Linked DNA regions of Mus musculus: region 2 is linked to region 1. The links are chromatin loops, found by intact Hi-C in ENCODE. Cell type or tissue: left cerebral cortex. All regions are shown on one strand. Links, peaks and the distances in the headings refer to the core of each region. The heading gives the core; the rest is flanking DNA. Region 1 holds the start of Spsb1 (splA/ryanodine receptor domain and SOCS box containing 1). Region 2 has its middle 16 kb from the start of Gm13070.

The links. A loop is a pair of places that touch in the nucleus more often than their neighbours do. Peaks named below come from ENCODE experiments on the same cell type or tissue, not always from the same donor. Only the 100,000 strongest peaks of a DNase experiment are listed, where the experiment ranks them.
Region 2: it touches region 1 in a loop (2.6-fold over the local background); 15 of 42 quality-filtered maps call a loop at or near these places.

The regions. Positions count from the first base shown.
Region 1 is chr4:149,945,816-149,962,225 of GRCm38, reverse strand. Spsb1 (splA/ryanodine receptor domain and SOCS box containing 1) reads left to right here and starts at 7,220. Exons shown (of 3, transcript NM_029035.2): 1 at 7,220-7,373. In left cerebral cortex, for the core only: no CTCF peak of the experiment used is centred there; DNase peaks (open chromatin) are centred at 7,094, 8,063 and 8,385; H3K4me3 peaks cover 2,324 bases; H3K27ac peaks cover 820 bases.
Region 2 is chr4:149,877,947-149,894,356 of GRCm38, reverse strand. No RefSeq gene overlaps it. Among named protein-coding and RNA genes, the nearest start is that of Gm13070, 16 kb to the left of the region's middle. In left cerebral cortex, for the core only: no CTCF peak of the experiment used is centred there; DNase peaks (open chromatin) are centred at 7,415 and 10,161; H3K27ac peaks cover 1,623 bases.

The DNA of each region.
Region 1 (16,410 bases), core at 5,368-13,367:
TGGGTTGCTGCTTGGGAGCCTTGAAGGTGGGATCTGCTTCTGCTTCTTGTCCCTCCAAGATGGCCTCCATCTCACACTTTTTTTTTTCTTTTTTTTCTCGAGACAGGTTTTCTCTGGGTAGCCTTGGCTGTCCTGGAACTCATTTTGTAGACCAGGCTGGCCTTGAACTCAGAAATCTGCCTGCCTCTGCCTCCTGAGTGCTAGGATTAAAGGCATGCGCCATCACTGCCCGACTTATTTATTTATTTATTTATTTATTTATTTTCCCATCTCACACTCTTGCCAGCCAGGGACTGCCCTGTTTCTGAAAGATCCTGGCAGAATGTAAAAGGACACAGAAGCCCTGAAATTGGCAAGATAGACGTCAGTGTTAGCAGAACTAGCTTCACTGATTTAAAAAAATAGAGGTGCACAATGCTCTGGCCACTCCTTGAACCTATGTGTCTGCCAATGTTCTGACCAGGTGTGTGCCCATTGCTGCACCTTCATTAGACTCTTTCCTTGTACCCCTCCCATACCCATTTCTTGAGAATAGACATTGTTTAGATCTGGAAATCCCCTACTCTCCCCCTTCTCCTTTCCCCCCTGAGGGCCTATAAAAACTGGGAACTCTTTCCCCTCGAGGTCGACTCCTCTATCCCTGCGTGGGATATGAGTCGTCCCTAGAGCTCTGGCTTTCCCCGAATAAAGCCTCATGTGGTTTGCAACAAGCTCGGTCTGTCGTGAGTTCTTGGGTGTCCGCTATTGTCCTGAAGCCTGAGCGAGGGGCTCCTCTCGGAGTCTTTCATTTCTACCACCATACCTTCCCCGCCTGTGAGCGGCTGAAACTGTGAGCTCAAACCAACCTTTCCACGAACAGTTTGCTGCTGTGGGGTATTCTCATCACAGTGGTAAGGAAGGTTTCCAATATGAGTCCTGACTCTGGAGCCAGGTTGCATGGGTTCGAGTCCAAGCTGTAATTTAGTAGCCACACAAGGCACTGATTTTCACAGGCCACCAGCCCTGTGTGTTGTGTTTGCTCTGTCTACACCTGAAGGCTTGAGTGAGGATTAAGGAGATAAGGTTTTCTTTTGTTTTGTATGAGACAGTCTCACTTAGCCGAGGCTGGCCTTGAACTGCTAATCCTCCTGCCTCAGACTCCTAAGTGCTGGGATTGCCAGACTGCTACGCTTGGCACTTTAGACAAGGTTTTTCTTTTAAAAGTTCATTTATTGTAGCAGAACTGGGGACTCATCCCAAGGCTCTACGCATGCCACAGCCCAGAAGACACCTCAGGAAGCCAGGCGTGGAACAGGTCACGTTGGCTGCGCTTTGGGACTCTGTTTTTCCAATCTTCACCGCGCTATCCCTTTATTTGACTCAGCTTATTCCATCCAAATGGAGGTCCTCATGTATTCGTCCGACACTATTTGAGGAGAGTGGGGACTGAGATTATTAAGGAAATCCTCGCTGTTGTCTTGTTTCGCCTACTGGAGCATCTTTTTCCTCTGTCCTTGTGACTTCTTTTTGCTCCTGAAGGGAGCAGACCAGAGACTTAAAGGGCACACAAGCTATGGGTTCTCCTTCCAGGGTTTCTGCCGCCCTTTTAGCCCAGGTCCCAGTTTGCTCATCTATGAGTCAGGCTCGGACAGCCCTGGAACCCAAGGCCAGAAGAACCAGCTCATCTCCAGCTGCCCGGCTAGTGTGTGTGGGGATAAATAATTGCTCTTTAATGCCTCTTTGGGGTAGTTTGTTCCACAGCAGTGACTGGGAGATGCCGTGTGTCAAGGATCCAGGTGAGCCTTGGGCATCAATAGGAATGCAACGTAGCCCTTCATATAAGTCTGGTGAGATTAGGATGACCCAAAGATTCAGACCATCGGTGGCGAGATTGCCTCTCATGGGGGCTGTGAGGGAGGGCCAGGTGGGAGAATGTGTAATGGGGGGGGGGTGATCAAGCCGAGAAGGGCAGCTGGGAGCTGGGAGCCAGAGCAGGGGTAGGATGGGGGCAGGGAAGCTTCTGGAGAGAGGTCTGCGGCACAGCGGAGGAGGAGGAAGCAGGGGCGTGAGAAGGTAAGGCAGGGAGGAAGACTGCCTAAGGTTTATTGGACATCCTCAAAAAACGTCTATATTAGCCCCTCCCCCTACGCACACTGCCTAAGGCTTATTGGGCATCCTCAAAACGTCTATATTAGCCCCTCCCCCTACGCACACTGCCTAAGGCTTATTGGGCATCCTCAAAAGGTCTGTTAGCCCCCCCACCCCCCACTGCCCAGGGCTTATTGGACATCCTCAAAACAAAAACGTCTATATTAGCCCCTCCCCCTACGCACACTGCCCAAGGCTTAAGAGGGAACAAAAAACTTTTAAGAGCTGGAGAACCGGGAGGAGTGTGGTGGAATGCTGTCTTCTTGACATGCATGGCTGCCCTGCCTATGACCTCACTGCCGCGGTGGTTCCTGCACAAGCCCTGTATAAGAGTAAGCCAACCAATGTGATCAGTCCACACTGTAGCGGGTAGCACCAACTGAACTCAGCTGGTTAAAAAATAATAGAAAGAAAAGAAAAAAAAAAAAAAGAGCTCAATACATGTCCATTAAGATCCTCAGATTTTAATTAAAAAAATATCAAGAGACCAGAGGAAGAAATACTCTCAGCAAGTATTTGTTTACACTGTTTAAATAAAGATTTATTGTTCCAGTAAAGGCGTCCATCCCATGGGGAAAATACCCTGAAGGACTGGCAAACATTACTAGTGACAATCTGACAGAGGCACAGCATCCCAGCCGACTGGCTATTATTTTCGTGGAAGAATTATCAGAAAATATTGCAGTAGGAGCTGGAGAGGTAAACTTAGTGCCTAAGAGCACCGGCTGCTCTCTCAGAAGATATGGGTTCAACTCTCAGCACCCACACGACAGACAGCTCACAACCGTTCATAACTCCCAGTTCCAGGGGATCTGGCACCAACTTCTGGCCTCTACCAGTACCAGGCACTCACACAGTACGCTTGTGGACTCGTAGGCAAAACATTCATTGATATAAAATAAAAATAAGTATATCCTTATAAACAAACAAACAACAAAAACCATTGCAATAATGGTTATCGGAAGATCCCCTCTCCCCCTATCCCCATCTCTTGGGAATCTCAAAAAGCCCAAGCTGGTCTTGAACTCACTTTATAAAGGATCATAACATTGAACTTCTGACCTTCTTGCCTCTACCTCCCGAGTGCTGAGTTTACAGGTACATGCCAGCAAGGCCAGGTTTATGTGATGCTAGCTAAGAAGTCTAACAACTAGCTGCATGCCACAGAATGTCCATCTCTCTGTTAACATCTTCTCAGAGTCTTAAGAGCTCCTTTCAAGCCTGGGTACCACCCAAATCCTGGCATAAAGTTCCGGAGCCTTTTCTCTGAATGTTTGATATCGCTATACTGCAATCCCACATATGGCCAGCAGGTGTCACTGTTCAACAACGTGATCCTGCATCAGCACAGGCACAAAGGACAAATGGAGCCTAGTTTGTTTTACCTTGTGAGAGAGATCTGTCTTCTGTTATGGGTAAGGGATGGCCTACATGTACTAATATGCCCGTGTTTGTTCTCTCGGTCTTGGTAGCACTTGCAACACTTTTGTGTCATGGATTGGTCTCACAAATCCTTGGGAATCTTTAAGCTCCTCAACCCCCCTTTTTATTTCATGTTTGTTAAATAAGTGCACACATGTATGAGAACATGTCTCTACAAGCCCTGGGAAACACGTAGAGCAGTTCTATGGGTAACAAAACCAAATCGGCTGGGTAAAGTGAACCCCGCAACCATCCGAGTTAAAATTCCAAACACTCGGCATAATCTCATTTACATACTCCTACTTCTCAGATCATGGGGGAGAGGCGTGGACTGGAGATTCCCGAGAAGCTCCTATAACCGGCCTCGCAGAAATGAAAATATTCCAAAGAGACACTTTTATTTTTCAATTTGACTGTCAGACTATTGAAATAATGGACCCCAAAGAAATGGGAATTTCCCCAGGAATCTCATGCTGGCAGGAGAAAGGACTCTGGCTAGAGGGGGAACTTGTCTCCCAGAAAGATTTCACATAGTTCTAAGAACTCAGACCTCCCTATGGGATGCGGCTGAAGCCCAAGCCATGATGGGCCAGCGGGACCATATTTTGACCGTAACTGCCTAGATACGCGTATTCTTGGTCCCTACCTCACGTCACAACCCCACAGATGAACTTGTGGCATTTATGAGATCTCTCCAGTGTGACCACACCAGATATATCTTCTTTTTCTGCTGCTTTCCACTTTTAATTTGGCTACCTTAGTAGGCTTCTTTTTTTTTTTTTTTTTTTTTTTTTTTTTTTTTTTTTTTAGTTTTTTTGAGATAGGTTTTCTCTGTGTAGCCCTGGCTGTCCTGGAACTCATTCTGTAGACCAGGCTGGCCTCGAACTCAGAAATCCGCCTGCCTCTGCCTCCCAAGTGCTGGGATTAACTTAGTAGGCTTCTTGAGGATAGGTGACCCAACCTGATTTGAACTCATGTTGTAACCCCACATTCGACAACATGCCCAGGCCAGCTAGCCTGGTGTATGCAGCAGTGAGCACTAAAGCCGAGTCTGAGATGCAGCGGATGGCGAGGACCAGTGCCTGAGGTTGTCATGACCTCTGTAGGCACGCTGCTGTATCCACATGTACATTGCATATACTGACATGCACACAAAATTAACTTCAAACAAATCGAGTCTCTGCAGGTTAAGTATCTTGGTCAAGGACACCCAGTGGGTGAACAAAGGTTCTTGGGTTTACGCTAGGCTGGTCTTAATGCAAGGGGCCTCAGAGAAGACAAGGGCCCTGTACCCTTTAAAGAATGGCAGGGTTCTTCCCTGCGGGCCCCAACTATCCAAGACACCTCTAGCTAGACCTCAAACTAACATCAGAGAGAGCAATTCTGTGAGGGCTTGTTCCCTAATCATCCATCCTTATCATTTTCTGAAGGTTAGAGAAGTGAGTGAGCAAATCATATCAACAGAACCCATGATGTACAAGATGTGGGAGTGGGGTCTCGGGGCAGCGTGAACAGAACTGGGAGTCCAGAGCCTCCTCCTCCCCTGGGGCCTGATTTGACTCAGGCTTAAGCAATCATCAGCCGACCTTTCGATCGTATTTATCAGCTGGTGTATCAGCTATTGCGAGCTAATGACTTTTCAACAAACAATAGGATCACGCCCCTTCCCCTCACATTCCGGCTTTGAGGACTCTTTCACAGTGCTCTGACTCACCGAAGTCACTGCTGTATGACTAACGGAGATTTACTAGCCCACCTTCCCGGTGTCCCAGGGATAAGAACGATGACTGTCAGGTAAGCTTAGATATTCAGACCATCAGTATCCATTTACCCAACAGGGTCAGAACTCAGGAGTGCTGATAGAGAAATATTCAAGCCTTTTGAGAGCTGTCTTTCTTGGGGTCAAAGCTAAGAGGACCCAAATGGACAGCTGCCATTCTTTTTTTTTTAATTAATTAATTAATTTATTATATATAAGTACACTGTAGGTTTCTTTAGACACACCAGAAGAGGGTATCAGATCCCATTACAGATGGTTGTGAGCCACCATGTGGTTGCTAGGACTTGAACTCAGGACCTTTGGAAGAGCAGTCAGTGCTCTTAACCACTGAGCCATCTCTCCAGCCCCCCCGACAGCTGCCATTCTAACCATTTGAAACAGCTTCCATCTGTTCTGGAAGCTTTCCCCCAGGCAAAAGACAAGTCTTAGAAGAGAGTACATAGTCCCAGGTGTAGTGCTGCAGTACCTGCCCTGTGAGGTGACCGACCACACCTGATAAGGGACACGTACTTCTCGCTCAACATATGGAACATGCTCTCTTTCCAAGCTATATGGGTCAGTGGCTGCCGTGCTCACAGGGAATGCTTCAAATTCCCAGACTTTGAAGAGTCCAACAGGAGGGAGTCACCCCCCTGAGTCACCGGCAAGGCTGCCTGCTCGAAGAGCCAATAGCGCCCCGGAGAGGCCGCTTTCCCCACGCAGACCCACCTTGTCCATAGCAGTCTGGAAGCTTCTGTGTTTTCAAACAAAATTGGCAACAGTGAGGTGGTTGGAATCTACACAGTAGCCTCCGGCCCTTCGGGTCTTTACAGTGAGTGATTAAATAACTTCAGCGGCCACAGTATTTATAGCAACTTCTCTAGCATCCCTCCCCACGTATGGGTGAGGAGTGGGAAGATCTTAAGGGGATATCGCGAAGATGGGAGTGAAAATTCCCTCAGTCACCTGTGACTACTCTCTTCTGTAATGACGGGAAAGGAAAATCCCTTTCAGACTAGAGCTTCTAACGGTGTACTTTTAATGTGAAGTCCCTGTCGCTTGTGCCATCCTAAACTCATTGTCTAGGTACTGTGGACGCCTATGCGACCAGGACCTCGGGGTCTTGAAGTTCTGAGTTGCCTGTCTGTCTCCATGAGCGCGGAAACAGTAAGTATAGAGCAGCCGGATTACACATGGACTCATAGACAGTTCCTTTGCACGACAGCATTACAGAACCTTAACCCGGAGTTTCAAACGAGTTAAGCAAGATCTTGCTCCTGTGATTACTGCTATAACCTCACCCTGCCAAACATTTTTTCCCTAAAGAATGAACCTCAGCTCCTCAATACAGTGCTGGACACCACCGCAGCCCCCGCGCAGGTTTTCTGTTATTATGATCCTGGCCTTAGGTCCAGCCTTTCCTAAAAACTTCTCCAGAGGAATCAAAGCTCTTGCTGCAGAGGCCAAGGCAGAGCGATGTATGTCTGAGCCTACAGCCCTTCTGCAAGAAGGTGGTATCGGGGGCTACAGAGTTCGCAAAGCCCCAAGCCTGCCCTGCCTCAGAGCCCTGCGCGCTCCGGGCTCTCGGGCGACCAGCGCCGCTCAACGCTAGGAAACCCAGCGCTGGGTCGGAAAGTAGAGGGGCGTGGCAGGAGAAGGGGCGTGGTGTAGGGCGGGGCTAAGCGGGAAAGTGCGGAGGGGAGGGCTGTGAGGAGCGCCAGGCAGAAGGGAGGGTTGCGATAAAAAGGGCGTGACCTGAGGCGGGGCGTGGTGAAGGAGCGTGACATGGGGCGTGGCAGGGCAAATGGAGGCGGGGTGGAGCGTACAAGCCCCGCCCACGGCGCGTCCTTCTTTTTTCTCCGCCCTCCCACCTTAGAGCTGTCGGTGGCTTTTTCTTCTCAGCGCAGGAGTCGCGCTCGAGCGGCCCGCGCGCTTGCTGCAGGAACCAGCTCCAGGCGCTGGCGCCGGGGCCACGGGGAGGAAGCGACTTCGCTCTCTGCAGCGGGCGCGGCCCTGGGCACCGCGAGCCTCCGGAGCTCCAAGAGCTGCGGCCTCTCTGTGCGCGGTAGGCGGCATGGGACACCGAAGACCGGTTGGGTGGGCGCGCGTTCGGGCTCTGGGATCCGGGGATGGGGGAGACACGGGGACCACCACGCTGAGAGAACTGAGAGGGTGGGCGCGGGGCAGAGCGTGGGCATAGGGTGGGCACCCGGCGTGGAGCCATGATCGATCTTGGGTCCCCGGAGAGGGGCCGGGCGCCGCCCAGTGCGCTGCCGCTTCTGCTGCGGAGGCTCTGGGGTCCCACCTGCGGGGGCGGCATTGGGTGGGGACCTCAGTGGAGCGGGGACAGTCGCTCCCTAAGATGAGCCTAGGCTGCAAACCGAGAAAGAGGCCTGGGGCTCTCCTTAGTCCCAGGGCGCCTTAGGGTTCTGATTGTTGAGGGGGACTCCCATCGCCAAAGTCGAGGGGACCCCTTCTGCCCCATGCATCGCGACCCTGCTGAGTTAAGTTAGTTTCGCTTTTCCCGCCAGTCCGGGCTCTGATTTGTAGCGGCCCTAGTCCCCCTTCCCGATCCGGCCCCCGTAGCGCCTCTCTCTGGGAGACTGCCTGGTGACACTGCGCGCGGCGCCAGCCACCCCGGAGCCGCCGATGCTTCTCCGGGCAACCGAGGTTATGTCAGGAAATCGATGGAAACAGAGAAACAAGAGCAGCCTGAATCGGATGGTAGAGCAGAGGATGAGTTGTCCCGCGCCTGACGAGTGTGCGAGGACTTGCTAATCTCCAAGTTTAAGGATGTGCCATGGCAAAGACTGAATGTTCACAAATGGTGCCTGTGAAGATGTTTGCCAGCCAGGAAGTTGTGTGTGCTTTTGCGAATGAGAGTGTGACCTTGTGAGTTTCTGTTCGTGTCTGTTGTTGTGTATCGTTGTGAATATGTGTGTTTCCTAAATGTTCTTGCCTGTCTGTGAACAGTAGTGGGGCTGGCCATTGGCTCTGGAAGGTTGTGGAGTATAACTCCCCTTGCTTGGTTGGTTTTGGTAAGTGGGGTATTGCTGGAGTGCTGGCTGGCACCTTTCCAGGGAAGCTCCTGCCAGCTGAGCGGGGCTCAGGCTCCTCTCTCTTTTTCTCTGAACTCAAGCTGTACAGTGTGGTGGTGAGCTGGCAGAAGCTGCTTCCTGAGTGAGTAATAGTTAATTAAACACTTTAGTTAGTAACATCAGAAACTGCTCATGAGCTGAGTTTTAACAGGTGTTTATGGTAAGAGCGCCAGCCCCCATGATGAAGGCTTGGTGTCCTTGAAGGTTTAGGATCGCCGACGAGTGTGTGTGTGTATGTGTGTGTGTGTGTGTGTATGTGGGTACACACACACACACACACACATACACACACACACTCACACACACACACACACACACACACACACACACACACACACACACACACACACGCTGAGGTAGGATGGCCTGGAGGGAGTTGGCTTTCTTCCTAATTGTTAGACTCTAGGAGAGAGTGGGATTGCCTTTTCCTTTCTGCCCTACGCCTTCCCAGCTCGCATCTCTGGGAGGCAGAAAGCACTACACTAACATTAGTGGTACAGACAGAGGGAACCATTCAGTCAGAGAATCCCAACATCATTTAGAGACTATCTGCCCAGACCAACCCTTTCCCAGTGGAGGCCCAGAGAGGTTGGGTGATTTAGCCAAAGTGCACAGCCAGGGCTATGCACCAAGACAAAAATCCTGGCTGTTGCTTACTGTCCCTAGCTCTGAGGTCATAGGCCAGTTATCTGCAAACTGACGGGCTGGATTAGATCATCTGAAACAGTTCTTCTCCTTTTACTGCAGGGAACACTTCTTCCAATAGATCGAAGATGTTATCTAGATGGGAGATATGGAGTTTCTGAATCCGGAAACTTTACAAGCCTTTTTCTTCCTTAGCCTGTATCCCACTCAAATCAGCCAGACCAAAACCTGGGGAGAAGCCATAACTGTCAGTCTTAGGAAGGCTGGTTCTTGCCTGGGGCCCTGGGTGAAGTCACTTAGGGGGTAAATTAGGCTTCTTGAGTGCGAGGCTGTGCCAGCAAGGGTGGACACACCCTTCAATGGATTCCTCGTGGCTGCTGCATAAAATGGGTCCCCTTGGAATCAGCAGAGATGTTGAATTTCTCCTTGCTCCCCAGGCGCTTCTCATAGTGTTGTGAGTTTAATCTAGGGACTTCACACCAGTCTCTTTCAGAAATAGTGTGTGGCCAATATTCATGAATTGATTCATCTTTTTGTTAGGATGCACAGTGCATGGCAGGTATGCCTCCATGGGTCTGGGCGCCAGCACACAGTCCCTGCGTTCCCTGCAAGCCAGATTAGTGAGAGCAAGAGCAAAAGGCTGCCTATCACCCGGGGCTCTCAGTGCCGTGCCCACCCTTCTGCAGATGGCATCCCCGCCATTGGGCTCTGCTGTGAGCTCTCATCGCACTCCTGCTGGGCAACGGCTGGCACTGGTGGCAGCCTCCAAGCCAAGTGCTTGACACATTGCATTGTCTACACTTCTGAGGTGCTTGGATTGGGCGCTCACCGCTTCCACCCCCCTCTGCCCCAGCAGGTTACTTAACCAAGGTCTGTTTGCCATTGAAGGGTGGAGTCAAAACTTCAATCCAGTCACCATCACCATGGCAGTGTAACTCTCTTGTGCCTTCCCTGTCCCTTCAGCAAGTTTGTGTTATTATCGAGTGTGTACTGTGTGTGTGTAGGGGGTGCACATATGCCATAGCATGTGTGTGCATGTGTGTGTGTGTGCCAGTTTGTGGCACTTTGTCTGCTGAACCATCTTGATAGCCCCTGTTAACTTTATAAGTGGATTTTTCTGTTGTTGCTGCAAAAAACTCAATTATAGACTTGTAGAAAAGATAATGTGTAACACCGTGGGGTTGCTGGGAATCGAACTCAGGACCTCTGGAAGGGGCGTCGGTGCTCTTAGTCGCTGAGCCATCTCTCCAAGACTGGAAATGATAATGGAATGAACACGCCTTCACCTTTCTTCACCAGTTCTGAGGGTCATCATGTGCACATACATGTACGTATACCTGCATACATACATGTTGGAATATTCAGAAGCAGAAATATGTTGCCTTTCCTATGGTACCTTGTAAGGTGTATTAAAGGGGAGAGTTGGGCTAAAAACAGACCCCGTGACTCTGTATGAGGGGAAGGTTTGTGTGCCATCTTGTGTGTCTTCACTTTCTGCACTTTGAAGGAGAAGATGATGCTATCTATATTCTGTCGATGACCATGACCGTGCTGCCAGCAGCCCATGGGGGCTCCAGTTTGGTGCCGCTCTGCTCTTCAGAGCCGCTGGGCAGCGCCTGGCTTATTTAGCATTGTAAAAGTTCTGTTCCTTGCCTAATATTAAAAACAATGAGTCTGAGGATCCTGAGGCAAACCACATGGATTTAGGCCGTCTTGGCCTCCCTGAAGAGTTGGGCAAGAGAAGCCGCCAAGGCACAGCCCCGCTCTGAGGCCGGCCGTGGAGTCGCAGACCTTGTGCAATGCTCACGCAGGGGTCACGGCAGGCCTGGGTGTTAGGAAGGAGAGATGATTTGTCAACAAATGCTGGATCAGACATCAATCCAAGCTTAGCTCTCCAGCTTGCAGAGCTGACCATGGCTGGAAGGGGCTGGGAGCCCCTGCTTTCCCCCAACTTCTGCGTGCCCCGGGCTGAAGGTGGAGGAGGGTAGTGACTGGGATGTGACCTCCACACTCACGGAAGGACAGCTGAGTGGGAGATTGGCGTCTCAGGGTGGGAGGACCCTGCCTGTGACAAGGTCTCTACTCTGCCCCTCACGGTGAACCCTGCTTGCCACGTTAGCTATGTGGCTATGAAGCTTCCAGCTGTTTTGGGGGCCACCTTGATTGTTAAATTTACACCTGTGTAAGTTACTTTTCTTATTGCTATGGTGAAATATCTGATTTTGTTATATGTACATATACATATATATATGTATACATATATATACACACACACATATATACATATATATACATATATATATATATATACATAGATATGAAAATATAACAAAGAACAACTTAAAGGAAAGGCAGTTTCATCATCTTGGGGAAGGTGTAAGCACAGAAGCCAGAGGTTCCTGGTGTCATGGTGTCCACGGTCAGAAAACAGTGAGATAGGTGCCCATGCTCAGCTGGCTTTATCCTGTTCAGTTAGCCCGTCTTGGGCGGTGACACTTACATCCAAGGCTGGTCTTCCCTCCTCTTGAAACAGCCTCACAGACACACTAGTCTCTGAGGTGATCCTAAATCCTGTCAAGTTGACCAGGAAGACTAAACATCATGGCACCTCTGAGCTGTGAGCATCGGCATCCCCTACCTGTCATCCCACCCTTAAGGAGCAAAGGTGCTCTCCCTTGGGGTCACCTCCCTTTGGGCCATCTTACCTGTGCACAGTGAGCTGCCTTCCAAAGAAATGTCTGTGCCTCCTAATTTCCTAGGAGGAATCTACAAGCCTATGGGGGTAGATTTTTGTGGGTCTGGGGTCCTGGTGGCAGGGAACATAGAGTTGGGTCTGCTGACTTGATTGAGGCCGAGGTTCTTCGTTTAATGTTGCAGACCAGGAGTTGGGAAGGACGTTAACAGGTTGGCTTGGCCGGCTGAAACATGGAAAGCTGGCACACTGTGTCAGAACTGGAGATGCCAAGTCTCTCTGGGTTGGGTGGAGGAAGGGTCCGCAGCAGCTGGAAAAGATCGGGGTTCCAGAGGAGCGGATCTCTCCCACTTCAAGCCTCACTGCCCATCCTGGGGGGGCCCAGCAGATGGGCTTCCTCCCTCCAGTACTCTGGGAAATAGATTTGGGAGACCCACTCTGAAGTGCTTGTTGGTCTTCTCTGACCTTCTGTGGGACCCGTCACTGAGAACTCTCAAGTCAGTACAGATGGGGGAGGAGGCTGAGAGGTGGCACTCAACCTCCAAGGGCACGGTGGGTGTAATTAGTAATTACCATAATGGGCGGTCGAGCAAAGCAGCAATCACAGCTGTCTGGCTCGTGCAGACCTATGGGGCTGGAGAGTTAATCACCATGTTCCTAGGGGTGAAGTAGACGAGAAGCCTGCTGCCTTCTTGACTGTACAAGCAAAAGGCTTCCAGGGTGAGCGAACTGGAAAGCATAACTCGGATCATAAAACCAGACGCGTGGATCCGCAACTCGTCCCGCCTGAGCTCCATGACAGGGAGGCTGGGCCTACCCAGGTACACCCAAGTCACTTACGAAGAAAGTATACACTCTTAATTTTTCAGCCAGGCCTCCCCAAAGGGCCTTAAGGTCTTTGACCAGGACGGCTGGCTGTACACTAGGGGACAGGAAGTAATCAGAGAACCCAGGGACTAGTGGGTGTTGTCTGTGAGCTGACTCCATTCCAGGAGGCTGGAATGCCATTGTGGTCTTCTCTTCCCAGAGGGGCTGACAGGTCACGTGGTCAGTGACGTTTTAGCTTAGACCCAACTTAGCGGGTGCAGAGGGTCCCTGAACATCTCCTGGGGTTATTTACTGGAACAGAAAGTACAGCAGCCGGCATAATCACCACATTGACTCTCGGCCCCATGTGGCAAGACCAGGGTCAAATGGAAACCTGTCTGAAATGTGTTCAGCCAGGGAGAGATGATGAATTGGAAGCAGCGAGGTATCTCTCAGAGGGTTTCCAGAGATGAGCACCCCATCAAGGGTTTGAGAGAGGCCAAGGGTGGCCGTCTCCCCACCTGCATCCTCATTCAACTCAATGAGCACAGGTAGCCTGGGCAAAGCCACCCTGGGTCTTAGAAAATGATAGTGCTTATCATTAAATGGACCAAGCGGTGACTCCAGCTGCTGTACCAGATGTGGCTTCCTTGTTGAGCAAATGCACACATCTGGTATAGAGCCATGGATCTGGGCAATGCCTTTTTCTCTAGATCTGTCCACAAGACCTTCCAGAAGCAGTTCGTTTTCACCCGGCAAGGCCGGTGAGACGCATGCATGGCCCTACCTAAGGGGTAGTTCGCTCTCCTATGCTATGGCACGACTTCATCCCCAGGGTCTTGCCTCCCATGACCTTCTACGCTATGTCGCAAGTGCCCGTGAGGTTAATGTGCTATGCTGCTTGGACTGAGTGAGTGAGAGGTGAAAACCGCCCTGCACTTACTCGTAAGATCTTCATGGCAGAAGGTGGAAATAAGATCAATCGAAGTCTAGGACCCTTCGCATCAATGAAGCTTTTGTGAGTTGTGTGGTGTGAGGCATGCTGGGGTCCCCTTCTCCAGCAAAGGATAAGTTGTTGTGCCTTGCCCTGCTTGCAGCCAAGAAAGACGCGTAATGCCAGCAGACCTATCTGGACTTTGAAGATAGTACATTCCAGACTTGGGTGTGGTGCTCGGCCCCATCTATCCAGGGACTCCAAACGCTGCTGGTTTTGAGTGGGACCTGGAGAGGGAGAAGGTTCTGCAACAGACCCAGGGCCCCATGCAGACGGCTTTTACATTTGGGCTGCATGATCCAGAGGCTCAGGGATCCTTGAGGTGCTGTGGCAGATAAGGATGCTATTTGGAGCCTTTGGCAGCCCCCAAAGTGAATCACAGCACAAGTGTTTGGGATTTTGGAGCTAGGCCCAGCTGCTATCCCCAAATAACTACTCTCCTTTTGAGAGACAGCCCTTGGCGTGCTGCTGGGCCTTAGTGAAAAAATGAACCTCTGACCATAGGCCACCATTTATCCTTTGATCTGAGCCACACATATAAACTGGGTGTTATCGGATGCTTCCTCCCCGCAAAGTCATATGGATGTGTACATAGGAACAATCCATGATCCAAAAAAAAGCTTATATGGCCCTGAAGGCTCAACTATGTGTCCAAGTAGACAAAGAATGTGTAGCTAGATTCAAATGCATAGGATGCTTGTTTTGAAGATATTGGGCAGATTCTGTTTCCAGTCATCCTTCCTATTGCCCAAGGGTGTCCTAGAGTAGCCGTGGTGCCAGAAAATGATATTGTGTGTGCGAAGCAGAGATACTGATACGTGTATATGTATATAATAAGCATGCACGCACTGTTTGCATAGGCATGTGGGCTTACGAACCTTGAGGCAGTCTTGCTGTTCTAGCTTAGATTGGACTTGAACTTGTGACCCTGCCTCAGCTTCCCTGATGCTAGCTAGCATTATGGTCATGAGCCACCATGCTCAGTTTTTGAAGATAGAAATAGAAACCAGGTCTTGGTGCATGCTAGACCAATACTCTACCAGCAGGGCTACATCTCCAGCTGCTTGGGGAAGGCGGCTCTGTGGTGTGCCTTTAAGGTGATTGTAGAGCTATCAGCTCTGTGGGTAGTCGTGGGTTTCCTCTGATGCCTGCTTCAACTGGATTGCAGGTGGAGTGACGTTGCTCATGCTGCTGGTGGGGGAAAGGTCTAGGGGCTGGAGAGGTGCCCTATTGCTCTGGGTTCTTGGCTGTTAAGTGCCCCCCACCCCCGCACACGGTACCCCTGTCCTGGAACAAGAGGAATGACACCAGTCATGGCTCAGCCTTCATTCCCAGGTCTCTGGACTGTGGTCAACACAGTTGTCTCTGGTCCCTCGCCCTCCTAACCGCTGCCCCAGCCTGATCCTGGCAGCCCTTGTTACTAGAACTGCTCAGCAGAGCTCAGCAATGACCTGTCCCCATCAGCCATACACTCTAGGGTGCCCTTGCCCTTGCCCCCTGCTAAGGAGCTCCTGGTCGCTCCTTGGGTCTCTCCCGATGCTACCAGTCCCTGTTTGCTTCACCTCCACTGCCACCTGCCACACAACCCCCAAAGAGGACAACTGGACATTTGGCTGGTGGCTTCAGATTTTGTAGGCCGTGGTCACTCTGCTCTGCTGCTTCTGGGCCTGTGTGGCACTGCACAGCTCATGTGCAGGTGAGGAATGTGAGGAAAAGCAGCCTGCCTCATGGCAGTTGGGAAGCGGAGAGACTGACGTTTGGAGAGCCAGCAGGACTTTCTCTCCGTTCCTTCCTGACTGCTTCTTGCATTCTTTCCACACTTGGGCCGGCAGTCAGTGGAAGATGTCTGAAACACCATCTTCTCGAAGCATGGTTCGGCTAGTTGTCGGGATCCTTGTCAAATGCCTTCTCTGCCAGGCTCGGTGCTTGACACCCTCAAATGGTCCCATGAGGTCGATGCTGCTGCCTTGTTTATGGCTGAGCATAATGAACTTCAAAGCTGTTTCCTGAGCTGTAGATAGCTTCCAGGTTCCCGTGGACCCCGAGAACATGTGAATTCTAGACACATGTAGCCAGCCACCAAGAGGGTTCTCACAAGGCTGGGACTTTTCCCAGTCAGTGCTAGGAAGACTGGCTTTCATAGGGAAGCCTGTGGGATGGCTGCTACGTTGCTATATAGCAGGCGGTGGCATCCTATTTCAGGCTTCGTGGTTGTTTGTGGGTTCGGAGTATCCTTGTGCCCCTCCCCCACAATTTCACCTCCAGTGCTGTTCCTGTAATATTGATCAGATGGGATGCCCCCCTTCAGTTTCCTCTCTTACCTTGTATTTAAAACACCATAACTGGGGATCCTAGACAATTTCTCTCAGAAAACCCAAATTCAACCCCCTTGTCTGTCCAACTGCCTATGCCCCCTCCGTCAGGTTGTTGATGCCCCCTGGCAATGTTGCCGTCCACTGACTGAGGCCCAGGTATCTAATTGTGTGGTGCTGCTCTGTTGCCTTAAATCTTCCCTCTTGTGGGGTCCATGATGGTAAAACAGTCCTGCGCCTGCTGTGGGGGAGGGCACAGAGGAAGTGAGCCATCAGATGGGGATCCCAGGAAGCTGGCAGTCCCCAAATTAAGCACAGGAGTCAGAGAATAGCGGGCTTTGTGAGGGATGAGGCATTTGGCCTGAGACAGCCTTCAGACGGTTTCTGGATGAGACCTGTAGACAAAGCCCACGGAAATGGAGCCCTGGCGTTTGATTCCTCCGAAGACGAGGGATGCGGGAAACCTTTGCACGTTCTCCGGATCCCAAGCTCCTCTCAGTTTGGTGAGTTTTAGGGCTTGTGAGAATGATGGCTGTATGCGTCTGTGAAGCACA
Region 2 (16,410 bases), core at 5,329-13,328, 68 kb after region 1:
TCCTCTGGAACTTGGCTTCTGAGTACAAACCAAACATTCCTGATCTAAGCTTCGAACTAACTTTTCTTCCCAGGTAGCTTTCCACAAATCAAGGTGGATCCTGGGGGAAGGACCTTTCCGCACCCGCCCCGGATGTAGGCAGAGGAAAGAGGGCAGGTCTAGAGTTATTTTTAGGCAGGAGTTCATGTCTGGGTTGCAGTTGGATCTTGGGCCTCCTTTGAAAGGGTGGCAGGGGAAGAGGGGTCAGGCATGGGGTAGGGGAGGCACCAGAAAAATGAGGGCCTTTGTGCTGCCAGGAGACTTCTGGGGGAGCCGGCCTTTGTGCTGAAGGGAACAGTTTTAATGAAACCATCTGTGCAGACTTGGCCCATCTGGTTGTAATTAATCCCCTGCCTTCAAGCAGGTAACCGGCTCTCTGGCTTGGCCATAGATGGGAAGCTGCCTCCGTCTCCATCCTGGCAGCAGCCTCCCTCCCGCTCCTAGGCGGGATGAGGAATGTGGACTTTGCTGAACCGTAAACTATGCTGGGGAAGCTGGGGAGGGGGCTGAAGACAGAGCAATTCGTTCATGTTCCAGTCCAGACACCCAAACATGGTCGGGTTCCAGCCACAAGGAATATTTGAAATAAATGCACTGCACGGGGCCAGGAGTTTGCTGTGTTTTCTGCATGGGGCCATGGCAACCGGAGAGGAAATCATGAGCCCGGATCAGGCTGAAGGATCAACAAATGATGTCCTGGCCCAGCAAACCCGAGGAAGCCTCGCATGACTCTCCGAGAGCTTCTCGGGACTCAGCTGCGGGGAGCCAGGACTGTCCGTCTTTCTGGTGCACTCAGACCTCATGATCTGCTTCTAGACACAGGCGCTTCATTATATTTTGTAGACCATAGAAGGTCTGCTACTGTCACTGAAGAACTGATAATGATTTTGAGCAGAGGGGATGTTCTCAGAAAGCCCAGGCTAAGGGCTAGAATCTAGCCGCTCTATGGAAGTGACCATAGTGCTGACCCCAGCCCGGGGCCTGTCTTTCAGCCCAGACCTAGTTGCAATCCTTCTGGCAGGTCCTAGCTGGGGACATCAGTTGAAGTCCACAGATGCCCCTTGCATCTGACTCACCTGTGGAACTTAAGAAAAAACCCAAATCCTAGCAAGCTTGCTATGCCAAAATGGAGAATCTGGTGACTGACTGCCCCAGAGTTCCGAGATCCCAGAATTCTGCAAAGAGCCAGGCAGATCCCTCTGCCATTCCCCACGGTTTCCTGGAAACCTCCAAGGGGGCTAAGAAGGGACTTAGTAACATCCCTGGTGCAGACAGTACCGTGTGAAGGCTTGGCCAGGCCTGTTTGCTTTGGTCTTAGCACCCAAGGAAGAGCTGAGGCTAAATTGGCAATGTCAGCACCATCACCCACACACACACCCAGGCCCAAAGGTCTTGAGAACTCAGTAACTGAGTCCACAGGGAAATTCCCTCCTGGAAAGCTGAACCAGGAGGCTGCTGACATTATCAGATCTCCAAGCCATGGCTCAGGCAAGACCTTTCTATCAGGACTGTCCCCTCCAGGAGCTGTCCTTTTATTTGCAATGAAACCGAAATCATATGACATTAAACTCACAATTTTTCAGTGCACACATCGGTGGCTTTTAGCACACTCTCAGTACTGGACATTAGCCTCCTTCCTGATCTCAGACGCTTCATCATCCCCAAAGGAACACATTCGAGAGCGAGTACACACACACACACCACCACCACACACATAGACCTATAACACACATATACATACATATACCACACACACATATAAACATGCACCACACACACACACCACACACACATACCCCCACACATGCCACACCACACATACACATATACCACACACACACACTTACACATGCACCACACACATATACCACACACATACTACACACATTCATATACTAGACATACATACACCACACACACACACACACACACACACACACACACACACACACAAAATCCCTCTTGTATTTTCCCTTGCCCACAGTCCCTGGCAACCACACACATGCTTTCTGCCTCTATGGATTTTCTGTTCAATGGGCTCATGACACCATGGAGCCTTTTGTGTCTGTCTTTTGCTTCCAAATGGCCTGTGAAGAGGGTGTGTCCCTCATATTTTCCTTTATTATTTCTCTTTGTCTCCTTGTCTGTCAGAGAGGGAGAACATTTCCTCTCAGGATTCTTTCAAGATCCCTAAGCCAGTATCACTAGAGCGCTCAGTGCACATCTAAGCCACAGATGCATGAGAGGTGTTCCACAGTTCCAAGCCACCACAGTCCCTGTGTGTGCTGAACCCAAAGCTCTTTCCTACGAGGGCTTTCAAGGCCGTTGCCAAGACCCAGGGGACTCAGTGCTCTGGGAGGAAACCAGGTCTGGCTTGTTGTTGTTGTTGTTGTTGTGGTGGTGGTGGTGGTGGTGGTGATGGTGGTGGTGGTGGTTTGGTTTGGTCTGGTTTGGCCTGGTCTGGTCTGGTCTGGTCTGGCCTGGTCTGGTCTGGCCTGGTCTGGTCTGGTCTGGCCTGGTCTGGTCTGGCCTGGTCTGGTCTGGTCTGGTCTGGTCTGGTCTGGGAGCCAGGAGCAACAAAGAGCCAGGTGATAAGCCCTTCCTGGCCTTGCTCAGCATCTCTGAGAATGCAAGCGGTTCCAGGTTCCAGCTCAGCCCCTCCCTCTGTTTTTACACCTGTCTTCTTAGAACACTTGTCATCAGGGGCCCAAGAGAGCTGATCTCAAGTCCTGGACTCAATGGCATTCCCCAGAGAAAGTCACATTCTTTTGGGGTTCAGGTCTCAAAACACAGACACATCACTTGAGGCCACCATGCAGATCTCCACTGCATCTTAAGGACAAAGTTCCTGAGGTGGCTGAGAGGACTTTTCCAACAGAAGCCCATGAGAAATGCAGCCCAGGCTAGCCCATGGGGGCTGCTGCCACACAGAGTTCTCAGTCATCACTGGTTACGTTGTCCTCTCTCCCTGGCCACTTACCTAAAGGCTAGTCCTCCGACACCAGGTTTCTGTGTGCTTGACCCATATTCCCTGGGAGGAACCCAGGGCAGACTCAATGTCGTAGGTCCAGGATCCAGTTACAAATCTTTTACTGTACACTTCAGTGCGTGCTAATATAGATGCTGTCTCCCCTCTGACCTACTATACTATCACGGTCTAGAAAGGATGAGCACCAATCAGAGAGGTCCCTGGAAACAGAGGTTGAGCCTGAGTGAGACATCACATCTTAAGGGTCAAGTTCCCTATGGGACCTCAAGAGGTCTTCTTCCCTCCACCCTACCCCCCACCCCTGTCTGATGGCACAAGGATGCCAACGGACCCCTGCAGCTTTTCCTGGAGGGCTGCGTGAATTGGTCCTACAAGGACATGGAATGTGAATCCCGAGCTACTGGGAGACAGGAGTTGCAGCTGGTGCCATGCCAAACTGGGGTGCCGTGGTCAGTCGTCACAGTCCTCTGTGCGCATGGTTTGATTTACAGGAGGCCGAGAGCAGCTCCAACTGCAGACAGAAAACTATTTGAAGCAGCTGCCAGATGTTGTGTCTGAGCTGGGTTTTACAACTTGCTTACTGGTGAACAGCCACCTCCTGCTGGAGTTCAGCTTGCCCCAGTGGGTTTGGGCCCTGGCGCCAACCCCACAAGCCTGTCTTTTCAGCTGCCTGAAGGCTCGCTCCTGTTTAGCAGGAATCTTGTTGGGACGTTGAGGGGGAGCCAGGCTGGGAGCCCAGTTTCCAAAGCATCCCACCTTCCTGAGGAGGTCCTGAGGGTCTGACTTCAGGATTTCTCTCAGAAGCTCTAAGAACGCTCTGGAATGCCTGTCTGAGCTCAAGCACTTGGGGTGTGGCCTGAGAGATGTATGTACCGAGTATGACTTTTTTGTCTTTCTTGTTCTGTGTCCTGGTCTCTCCCGCTTTAGCCATCTGACCCCAAAGGCACAGAGGACGAGGGCTGGGACCAAAAGCTCAGCCAAGAGCTTCTAGAAGGTTCCTAACATTGTGCACGAGAGAGGGAGGTACTAGTGAGTACAGCCTGTCTGTGGATGCCGCAGTGTTGAGCCAAGACAGCCCTAAAGGGTGGTCAGGATTTTCCCTAGCATGAGACTACTGGAGTTCACTGGAAGTTAGAACACATTTCTAGCCCTCCCTGTGGCAAGGGACTCGGGACTCCAGGCTCATGATCACTTCCTGGGGCTGTGAAGCAGAGCTGAGTGTGACAGGGAAAGGGGCGGGGAGGAGGAAGGAGACGCGTGATTAATCTTGTTGCCTGTGAAAGCATGCCTGTGTCCGTCCAGGAATCCTGGCCGAGGGCCGCCAGAGTGGACAGAGTGTTCAGTCCCCTCCTGAAAGCGCCAGCGATGTTTTGTCCGCCGGGAAGGAAAACACCCTTTGCCTAAGCTAGAACTTGGCTCTGCCTCCGGGAGACGCCTGGGAGGCCTCCTTCTGAGAGGAGTGTAGTTGAGGACTAGAGGGTTTTGAGAGCCCTGCTTCTCTGAGGTGCCAGGGGTGCCCTCTAGCCTCAGGACCGCCCCTCTGTGATCTTGCCCAGCTACTCCCCCACCCAACCCCCCTTTTTTTTTCCTTCTGCAATAAGAAAAAAGAAAAAAGTTCCCAATGGTTCATCTCTCCCAAAAACCTGTGTTACCCGCCCAAAAATGATGGCGGAACTTAAGACATTCCCAGGCTGGCCCACATCAGGCACAGTGACCCTGCAGAAGTATAGGGACTCAGGCCCAAGATCATACGTCTGGGGTTTGGACTCAACATCTGTGAATGTGGCCCTGTCAGCTGCCCAGGTAGCCTGACTGTGCCTTCTGTGATTGGGAATAATAATAACTTTGAACCAAGCTCATGCTATTACCAAGATCAAAGGCAGTGTGAGTGAGGAGATATGACCAGAAGCCCAAGAAGCCATGCATATACGCACGCACGCACGCACGCACGCACGCACGCACGCACGCACGCATGCCCTAGAATCATTACCCATTTATTTACGGGGCAGTGGGAAAGAGACGCCTCCTAGCAATCCCTACTGCTGCCAGACAGCCCCTCCCTCTGGCTCAGCACTTCCTCCTGGGTCCTTAGCAGCCCTTCAGGAAGCTGATGGTCTCTTTGAGCATGCCCCCCCCCCGCCCCCACTTCCTGAAAGGATGGATTTGGCTGCAGGTGTCACTTCCTTCAAGGGAAGCCATGCAGCAGCCCAGCCCAGACTCACCCTGAGAACATGCCGGCCTCCTATGAAGGCTCAGAGGCCAGGGTTCCTGTCAGGATAGCCTATAAAATGTTGCCAAAGACCCCAGACTAATGGAGTCCCATTAGACCCAAACAGGTCTTGGCCCCATTGCCTGTGCCAGACGCACGTGGACACTGAATAGAGACCCAGAAAACCTGAGGTTCAACGGGAGGACACGAACTGGCAGACACGGGGCAGGGGCTGCAGGGGAGAATGTGGTGGACCCTCCCAGGCATCCTGGGCAGGGATGTCCTAGGGGCATTGGGAAGGATGAGTAGGAGGGTTCCAGAAAGGAAAGTAAGCCCATTTATGTAGGTTTCTAAATACAACTGGTTGTTCTGAGTAGCTCTTTGTAAAACAATAGAGTCCAGGGTTCAATTGGCTTTGTGGTAGACATAGAGGTCATAGTTAGTGATGGTGGTGGTGATGGAGATGGTGGTGAAGATGATGATGATGGTGATGATGACAGTGATGGTGATAGAGATGGAGATGGTGCTGGTGGTGGTGGTGATGTCATCCAAGCACATGTGTCTGTAGCCCACAGAAAGCTCTGTGAAGAGTCTTAGAAGCCCAGGTAGTCTCTGGGGCCCAGTCCATCCAGTTTCTGGCTTTCTGAGATGAACCCCTTCAGAGCAACTCTCTTGAGGAAGGCCCTGGATTCCTTCCCTATTCTGCATCTGGTCCTTTTCCACTGGGGATCCCGGGGCAGTCATGAGTCAGGCCAGCAAGACTGCTGTCACACAGTGGGGCATGGGTTCAGGATAGTAGCACCCCACCGGCTCTTGCATGGCCGAGAGCCTGTGGAAAGTTTTTTCCTGAAGTGACCCCACGGGACTAGAAAAATGGCTCCGTGGATAAAGAACTTGGCTCAACTCCTTAGCAGTCATGTGAAAAGCCAAGGAAGACTTTGTGTCTGTCACACCAGCCATGGGGCCGACACACAAAGGAGGAGAGGGGAGACCTAACACAGCGGTTCTCAGCCTTCCTAACACTGTGACCCTTTAATACACTTCCTCATGTTGTGGTGACCCCAACCATAAAATTATTTCGTTGCTCCTTCATAACCGTAATTTTGCTACTGCTATGAATGGTAACATAAATATCTGATACGGGGCCCTAAAGAAGTCTCCACCCACAGGTTGAGAACTGCTGGTCTAGCTTAATCAGTGAGAGACCCTGTCTCAAAAAAATAAGGAAGAGATCAGTTGAGGAAGACTCCTGACATCAGCCGCTGGCCAGTACGTGCTCACACATGTACAAGTTCTTGTTTCTGTGCACACATTACAATATGTAAACACACATAGAACACATACACAGTACACATACAGACACACACACAGAACACATACACAGACACACACACAGACACACACACAGACACACAGACACACACACAAACACACACAGACACACACACAGGCACACACACACACAGACACACACACAGACACACACACACAGACACACACACACACACACAGAGACACACACACAGACACACACAGATACACACACAGACACACACACACACACACATAGACACAGACACACACACAGACACACACACACACACATACACACACACACAGACACACACACACACACACACACACACACACACACAGACACACACACAAACAGTCCTAATTTCTCTTCATGCTGGCTCCCAGGTCTGGGAGGCCAAGTTTTCTGCAGACTGACTCCTGGTTGTTCTAGAAAGCCTGTCCCGGGCAAGGTAGTCTCTTCCTCCTGCACCTGCGCCTGCACCTGCACTACTTATGATTTGGGCGTGCTCTGTGGCCTCACCGAGGGCAGCTCTGCAGAGGGGCCACAACAAGCAGGCTGGCCTCCCCAGGGCCACATGACTCCTGTTTTCTCCGTAAACATTGCTCGGTCCAAGACCAGCGAGGACACCTGACCCGGCCGAGGTTACCCTGGTCTTCTGAGCTCTGTGTCAGCTGCCAGCTTATTTTTATGAGCTGTTTAATCTGCTCACTGTCCTCTGTTCCCAGTAGATGAGGACACGCATTCCAGGATGACCTCGAATGATAACAGCAGCTGTCTAGACAGAGGCTGGCCCCAACACCATCATAAATAAAAGTAGCTTTGTGCTCCAGGCTCTCGTCTGAGCCCAGGGAGGGGCGAGCAGGCCCCTGGTGGGCCGGCTGCCACAGGGCTCACCCAGCTACTGTCCGCCCCTACCCCACACCCTGGGATCCTAATAGAGTGCCTAAGACCTGCATGAGGGCAGAAAGCAGCCTGCTGGTCCTAGGATGCCCTTGGAGGAATGCAGTACTGAACATTGGCCCTTTCTCTGCTCCATCCATCCATGTGATCTGATGGGGTTGCTTAGACAGCACACAAGGCAGTCATGTGCTGATCTAACTTTACACCCCAGAGTTAGCGCTCTGCCTGCTGCTCCCTGGGCCCGGGGCCTCCAGGCACAGCCAGAAGTTTTGGCCTCCTGCTCTCTCCCTTTACTATCTCCTTGCTCCATGAAGCCCGTGCTCCCTCCACATGGTGTTCATTCTCTGGTGTGTTTTCTACTCCCTCTCTCAATGCCGACTGAGCCCTGTTTCCACAGAGCCAGGCAAGGCTGAACTCAGGGCTGAGAGGAGCTGGCAGATAGAAGGACCTTGGGATGCCCCATGAATTCAGAGAGCTGGGCATGGCTAACTCATCCATCGGGTGCACCAAGAGTGTGCAGAAGCATCCATGGGTGCATTCAGGCCAACGTGTGTGTGTGTGTGTGGGGGGGTGGCATACGAAGGAGGCCACAAGGGAATTAAGCCTCTGGCTCTTCTCTGGGTGTGTGGCATGGTTCATTTGGCTTCTCATGGGGGACAGGAAAGCTGTGGAGCACAGTGAGAGATTTGGAGAGAACAAAGATGGTTCTTGAATACAATCTGGCTCTTGGGTATGACTGGAGGTGAGGAGACAACTGTGGGCTAGATTCTACAAAGATGTATGTCATTGTGACATGGTATGTACCACGGTGCCCTGCGCAAGGGATAGGCCTTATTATCATTACTAGAGACTTGGGGACTAGATCTCAGTGCCGAACACCCCTTCTTTGAAAGGGGCACAGCTCCCCAGGGGCTTGGCACACCTATGCTGATCTCTCACTCCTGAGCGCATAGGTCTTCATAAAGCACAGGTCCTCAGAGACTGGGACCTGGGGACAGCAGAAGGGACAGCGCCCAGATGAGACACACCTACAGTGCACACACTGGTCCTTCCCTGTGCCCTGGCAACAGCCAGCACAGACCTGGAGATCCTTTTGTTTGAAACCTTGGTCAGCCTATTCCATCGAAATGGCCCTGTAGAGCTGAAGGGCCCAGTAAGGAATTCCCAAACCAAGCAGGTCCCTCCCACTCAGCGGAGGTCACTTTTCCTCCCTCCCCAGATCCCACCCGCACACACCCACAGAGGCTCCAAAATCAGGAGAGATGTCGCTGTGCTGGAGATAAAGCAGCAATGACTATTCTAAGGGGAGAGAACGTGTAGGATCTTCCTTGGATCCCCAGATGACATCTACCCCTGTGACAGGTACTACCAAGCCAGGAGTCCCCTTCCACATCCATGGTAGCCAAGCAACCTTGGTCTACCCCATCCCCAGGAGGCACCCCCATTCTGGCTTCACGGAAGGCAGCAAGTCCTCTGTGCTTTGAACATTTGTTCACATCCCTGACCTTTCAAGGTAGAGAAGAACGTCCGGGAGAGACGGTGGTGGGGATGGGGCCACTGTAGGTCCATCAGAAAAGGCAGTGTGGACAGCAAGGAAAGCAGCCATTTCCAGGAACAAGAGACAAGGGGCAAGGCTGATGAAGTAACCTAGAGAGGACCAGGGTAGGATGGGACTCCTGTCCTGTCATTGGCCACAGCCTTCACCCCCCAAAACACATCCAAGTCAAACAGGAAGACTGTAAGGAAGAAGGCAGAGAGTTTCCTCCCTGTCTTTTGTTTTGAGATAGGATATCATGTAGCCCAGGCTAGTCTCCAATAGTTAACCTCTGCCGACACAATGCACCAGTTCAAGGCGAATTAAAAAGTATATAAAGGCAGGTTTATTGGGGACAGCTCTTGGGAGGGTTCACTGATCTCCCAGGAGGAGGTCTGGGAAACAGCATTCAGGAAGAGAGAAATGCAGAGGGGGTGGGGGAAGAATATGTCTGAGTAATATAGTGAAGAGCCCAGCCCCTGGGCTGGAAAGTTCAGGGTAGAGGGCGTGGTATGCCAGCCATGCCCTTTAACAGGTGGACTGAGGGATGCTGGGAAAACCAGGTCTGCTTTGGTATGTTGACTAGGCACCTCGGGCCGCTTGTTCACTTGTTCCAGCTCTCTGTACAGAGGATGACGTGACCCCCGATCTTCCTGCCCCCACCCCGATATATTGGTGAAGTACAAACACACACCGCCATGCTCGCTTTGTGCAGTGCTAAGGAGTGACCTGGTGCATCACTGTACCAACTGAGCTGCATGCCTAGCCCAAGGACTTACGTTTTACGTGTTTATGATCTTAACAATTGAACTAGAGCAAACATCCATGTGACAGGCATCAGGTAAGGCCAGCGAGGACTTAAGGATGTGTCTGTGCCCCAAGCCTGTGGTAAAACACCAGGATATACTACCTCAATGCCACTGCAACTCTGAAATATTAGACACTTCATTTTACAGAGGAGGAAACCGAGGCACGGGGGGGTGGGGGAGGACGGGACGGGGAGGGGACAGTGTGCCTCACAGCTGGCAAGGGCAGAGTCAGGATTCCAGACACAGATGGCTCTGATTCCCTGTCGTCGTCTCAGCCTCTCTGTGTCCTGTAGTGCCTGGCACTGAGCTGGCACCAGGCGTGTTTATTCAGTGCATGGCCAGGACAGATCCGAGCCCTCCCCGCCTTGCTCTGAGTGGAGCTTCACTCTGGAGTCTCACGCGGCAGCTTACCAAACAAGAGTCTGTTGAGGATGTGGAGCAAACAAGGAAGCATTGGACCAGCCACCCCTGCCTTCAGGGGCCTCTGGCTGGCTGGGCAAAGGGAGACATCCAAAGTCAGAAGCCTGGTTTTGTGGCCATCAGGAGCGGAACAAGAGGCAGGGGGTTGCGAATTGGGGACATGGCCCTTCCTGACCATCTTTGGAGCCCTGGGCCAAAGTCTCTCCTCAAAAAGGCAATAGGGAAACAAGGTACCAGGCAGAAAAAAAGCAGAGATGTGTGAGGAAGGGCTAGACCCTGCTCATTCCAGCATTAGATCCTTTGTGAGGGGCCCAGGACACCAGCCAGGTCTGCTAAGAATGGAAGCCATGATCCCTGGAAGGGGGTGGGAGGGTGTCGGGTTGAGGTACCTACCTGGGAGAGGACAAGTGTGGGACTGTCTGAGTATAGCAGCCTGGAGTGTCCTGAATCTGACACAGGACATCAAGAGCATGAGCCTTGCCCCCTCCCCACAGCCTCTGGCCACCCTTTCCTTTAGCTCCTCTGACCAGGGAGGACCCTAGAAGATGAAACCCCCTTGCCTATGTCCCCTCAACACTACAGTTGACCCCAGTAAGCTCTCTTTCCCTGGTAGGACCTATGCAGCCTAGCTATCACCACTCTCTCCTAAAGTGTGATCAGCTCCCAAGTTTCAATTTGGGGAACTACCTGCCCAGCCTGTTGTGACTATCTGCTGGTGTCTCCCCTATGACCATTGTCAACAACACCATTGCGAATGAATCCTGCTTCACAAGGGGAAGCCTGTAGCCGGATGGATCTTGGAGCCCAACCCTCTGGAAGCTATCTCAGTCTCTCTCCGGGAGCTATCTCAGTCTCACCTAGTAGAACTGCTGAGAGTGAGCCACAGAGAGGGGGGGCTGGGCCAACTTCAAGCGATCGTTTGCACACCTGCATCCACAGGCACCCCAGACCAGGCCTCCACAAAACTCTTCAACCTATTCCTGCTGAAGCTGGTGGGAACTGGGGCTCTGGCACCCACAACTGCAAGAACCTGGGGTGGCTCAGTCCCCATGTCTCCTTACCATAAGCAAAAAGGCTTTTCCTGGGGCCCCGGAGGAAGGAGGGAGAAGGTTATTGTGTGAGTGAGGCCCGTCAGGAGCACAGCCCTGGAGCACAGCCCTGGGCAGACCTTGGCCAGTCTCAGCCTCCTGATATTAGACAGTAATGCAAACCAAGCCCCTTGGGTTATGGAGATAGCCCCGACCCCTTCCAGGCCTCCGGTTCTCCCTGTTCAGTGGGAAAGAAGAATAGACAGAAACCAAGACTGTGCTCGGTGTTGGCGCTATGTCTTGTCCAACAGGAGAGAGAGGGCGGCCTCAGAACAAGTCAGGGAAGGTTTTCTCACATGGTGTGTGTAGGGCAGGGGAGCCTCAGAGAGAAGACAGCTGGAGCTGGTGACAGCAAAGCCGCCTTCTCCCCAGTCCCGCAGGAGAACGGTGGTGACCGAGAGCTAACACCCAGAACAGTAAGCCCTTCTGCCGGCAGCAGTAACTCCCACTCATAGACTTTGCCGGCTCACAGGGGCCAGCAGTGTTCTAGCCTGAACCCCAAATTTCATGGTCACCCAGAGCTCAGAATGTGAGGTCACTTATAAGCTGGCTTGCTTGCTCTCTCCACGTGTATGTGGGGAAGTACAGCAGATAAAGTTACATCCAGTGACCTGTGGCCCCATGAGAGGACAACACAGTCAGATAAGGAGCTAAAGGCCATGTGCCGAAGGAGGCAAAGACGTGAGAGATGCGTCTCTGAGCCAAGGAAGGCTGGAGCCACTCCAAATGGGGATATGCCTGGACAGGTCTTCCCAGAGCCTGAGGAAGGCCCTAGACTTACAGACACTTTACGTGAACTGTGAGAGAGTACGTGTATGTGTGTGTGTTGTGAGCTCCACATCTCCTTCCCTCTGGCTCACCTTAAATCTAGCCCTAAGGCAGAGGACATGAAAATCTCTTGGGGTGATCTACACAATACAGACTCTAGACTGGAAGCCGGGGAAAGAGAGAGCCAGGTCCTGAGAGAGGAGAGGAAGGCTAGAAGGGACAGCTGTTGTCACAAAGGGCAGCCTACCCAGACATGCAAGGGAGACCTGCTCTCTGGGGAAAGTTGTCACTCAGTGTGCTCCTGGTGGCCATATTGGCACCTCCGTCCATTTTTCAAATCACATGCTCATCTACTAGAGTTCCTCAGAGACCCACCTGCCCGCTCTGCTCCCGAGAAAGTCAAGAAGTAGCAGAGTCCCCTAGCCACTCCCCAGGGAAACAACCCAGGGACACTTGGGTTTATCACTGCCTGTGCTTTCTCTCGCTCACTGTGTGTGTGTGTGTGTGTGTGTGTGTGTGTATCTGTGTGTCTGTGTGATTGTGTGTCTATATGTATGTCTGTATTTGTGTGATTGTGTGTCTATGTGTATGTCTGTGTCTGTGTGATTGTGTGTCTATGTGTATGTCTGTATTTGTGTGATTGTGTGTCTATGTGTATGTCTGTATTTGTGTGTCTGTGTGTCTTTGTGTATGTATGTGTGTCTGTGTTAGTATGTATGTGTCTGTGTGTGCATGTGTGTGTCTATATTTGTGTTTCTGTGTGTATGCGTCTCTGTGTGTTTGTGTGTGTGTGTTTGTGTCTCTGTGTGTATGCATCTGTGTGTCTGTGTGTGTGTGTGTGTGTGTGTTTCTGTGTGTGTGTGTCTGTGTGTCTGTGTGTCTATGTGTATGTCTGTATTCGTGTGATTGTGTGTCTATGTGTCTTTGTGTATGTATGTGTGTCTGTGTTAGTATGTATGTGTCTGTGTGTGCATGTGTGTGTCTATATTTGTGTTTCTGTGTGTTTGTGTTTCTGTGTGTGTGTGTTTGTGTCTCTGTGTGTATGCATCTGTGTGTGTGTGTGTGTGTGTGTGTGTCTGTGTGTTCATCAGTGTGAACACACCCAAGGAAGTCATAGGTAAAGCCCTGCAGCTGTTCCTCAGGACACCACCAGCCACTTTGATATTTTGACACGTGGTCTTTCACCAGCCTGGAACTCAATACAGCTAGGTCAGCTGGCCAGCCATCCTCAGGGGAGTGTCTCCACACCCCGTCCCCAGCACTGGAATAGAAATGTGACGCATGCAAGCACCCCTCGCTTTCTTCTGGATCCTGAGCATTGAACTCAGGTTCCCATGACTACAACTGAGCCACCTCCCGGCCCTAAGTAAGGTAAGGTAAGTTGGATTTCTTCAAGAGGAATGTGGAGCCAAGCCAGGTCTAGGGATTCATTTGGACTTAACAGAAGGACAAACAGATGCACTGAAGGCTGGGTAGGTCAAGCACTGGGGATAAAGGCCAACTAAAGTCCCAGGATCTATAGGGATCCTGTCCATCAGTCTCTTGACACACACCCTGGGTGGTCAGATGACAGGTGGGTGGTGCTGTTCCCTTCACACTGTTAAGTATTCTCCACTTGATGGGTCCAGGTGCAGGTATTCCCTTTAGTCTGTGTTCCTCAAGTCCTTAGCCTGGTTTTCCTGGTATGACTTTAATACATCTGTGCGCCCTTATGTTCCTAGTCTAGCTTGACAAGTTTTCAACTGTTTGTTTCTTACTTTTGAACGCTTGCTATCAGTCTGCATCCCAAACCACTTCTACATGCACAGGATGCAGAGTTAACCTGTCTGCATTTGCACTGAAAATGCAGCCAAGTGCCCCTTGCAAAACGGGGTCACCCAGGGCAAGGCACAGCCTGGAAGCCACAGAAGGGTCCTGAAAGAACCTAGGTGCTTCTGACAGGAGGCGAGGACACCAGGCAATCCCTTTGAGTTTCCTGTGGCGGCGTGACAACCGACCACAGACACACAATGTGTGACTTCACAGCTCTGGAGGCCAGACGTGACAGGCAGGTACGAGCAGGGTTGACTCACTCTGAAGCCTCAAGGAAGACTATTTTAATTTTCTAGCTTCAAGCAATGCCTCCGTCTCTGGGCTCGCAGCCTCCTGCTCCATCTTCAAAGCCATCGGCTTTGAAGCATCTTTGTCTCTTCCTTTCTCTGGTTCTCTGCGTGTTATCTCCTCTTCCTGTTTATGTCTCTCTGACATTTCCTGTCTCTCTCATTTTACGTCTCTGTGTCTCTATCATTCTGTCTCTGACTTTCTTGTCTCTGATGCTCCTGTCTGCTTCTTGTGGCAATCCTTTTGGTAACCCCAAACCTGCCTGGGATTCAAGAGGCCCTTAATCCCACCTTCAAAGTCCCTTTGCCCTGTAGAATCATAAAGATGATGTAGACGTCTTCACAGAGATGTCATTCTGCTACAGTGTCCCTGTAACTAATGTCACAGCCAGCCACTCATGCTCAAACTGCAGCTCTATCTTACTCAAGGTCAATTTTCAGGCCACCTCCCAGGGCCATTGGGGAATCAGCCTCCTGTGGTTGAGGATGCTCCAGCTGACAAGGTGCTGTGCCCAGTCTAGCGGCAAACAGCGAACCCTCCCCAAAAGTCAACAGGGGTGGTGGGGCAGAGGCCCATTAGCCAGACACAAAGAGACCTTGTCATTACAGACCACTCACTGTCCTAGCATCCTCGGAGATCTCCAGAAGGGCGATCAGGGAGAATCAGGGATGCAGGGGAGGCCAGGGATGCAAGGATTTTTGACTCTATAGAAAATTCAAGGTCTGGGTCCTTTCAATAAAATCTTGCTAGATGTAGCTGTCTCTTGTGAGACTATGCCGGGGCCTAGCAAACACAGAAGTGGATGCTCACAGTCAGCTAATGGATAGATCACAGGGCTCCCAATGGAGGAGCTAGAGAAAGTAGCCAAGGAGCTAAAGGGATCTGCAACCCTATAGGTGGAACAACATTATGAACTAACCAGTACCCCGGAGCTCTTGACTCTAGCTGCATATGTATCAAAAGATGGTCTAGTCGGCCATCACTGGAAAAAGAGGCCCATTGGACTTGCAAACTTTATATGCCCCAGTACAGGGGAACGCCAGGGCCAAAAAGGGGGAGTGGGTGGGTAGGGGAGTGGGGGTGGGTGGGTATGGGGGACTTTTGGTATAGCATTGGAAATGTAAATGAGCTAAATACCTAATAAAAATGGGAAAAAAAAAGAAAATTCAAGGTCATCCTGAGCTACATGAGACTGTGTCAAAATATTAAAGAAGAGAGAAAGGAAGATGGGGGGAGCAACTAAAGGATTTGTGGGAGCAAGACAGTGGTCCCTGCACATCTGGGGACAGGGGGGTGACACACACCCATGGAACCTGGCTCTGAGGGTTAGCACAGTCCTGATTGCCTTCCTGGACAGTATGGAAGAGGCACTAGTGGACAGGGCCAGGCTTGCCGACGGGTCCTGGAATGTTCTCAGGAACTGCCCAGAAGAGAAGAGGGAAGGGGCTGTACAACGAGTGTGCCTGGCAGTGCTGGCTGTCCCCAAGGCTAACTGCCATGCTACCTCCTACCCGCTTGCAGGCAAACCTCACAAAAGCCCTGGGGCCTCACCGAGTCCTGTTGTATACTGGGCCTCAGTTGATGGAGGCCTCCCCTAAGCTTGGCCACAAGGCTTGACTATACTCGCCTCTGAGAAGAGTGGGAATCTTGCGGACCTGTGAACTGGCTGTCAGCCCTGCAAGCTTCTCCTTGGGGTGCAATGCAGAGCCTCATGCTCTCTCCAGACCTTGATGACCCAACCACAGGAGAGATTTTATACGCTTCTCAATTAAGCCTGAGAGGTTCAGAGCACCCTTGAACACAGTGCACAAGCCAGGGCCCTCTGATAGCTACTCTGTTGGCACAAGTCCCCTGGCTAAGCCTGCCAGGAACACCCTTGGATAAACCAGGTTTTTCCTGAGTGGAAGTTAGGTTCAGATCCATGTGCCCTGCAGGCCTGAGCAATTGGGCAGGCCATCCGGGTCCCACAGCAAAGGTGGGGGATTCTGGCCACCAGCCGGGGAGGGGAAAACAGAGAATTCTGAGAAGCTGCCAGGCTTCATCCCGCCCTCCTGAGTCACACGGGAATGTTTGAGACCAGAAGGCAGGTGGGTGGGGGTAGGGGCCTTCTCACAGCCCCTTCCAGGGTCACAGTCAGGGCACTGCAGAGGGAGAGCGGGCCAGACCTGTGAGGGATGGCAACCAAGAGGCAAGCGGAGGATACAGCTGCAGCCTCGGGCCAGACACCACTTCCTCC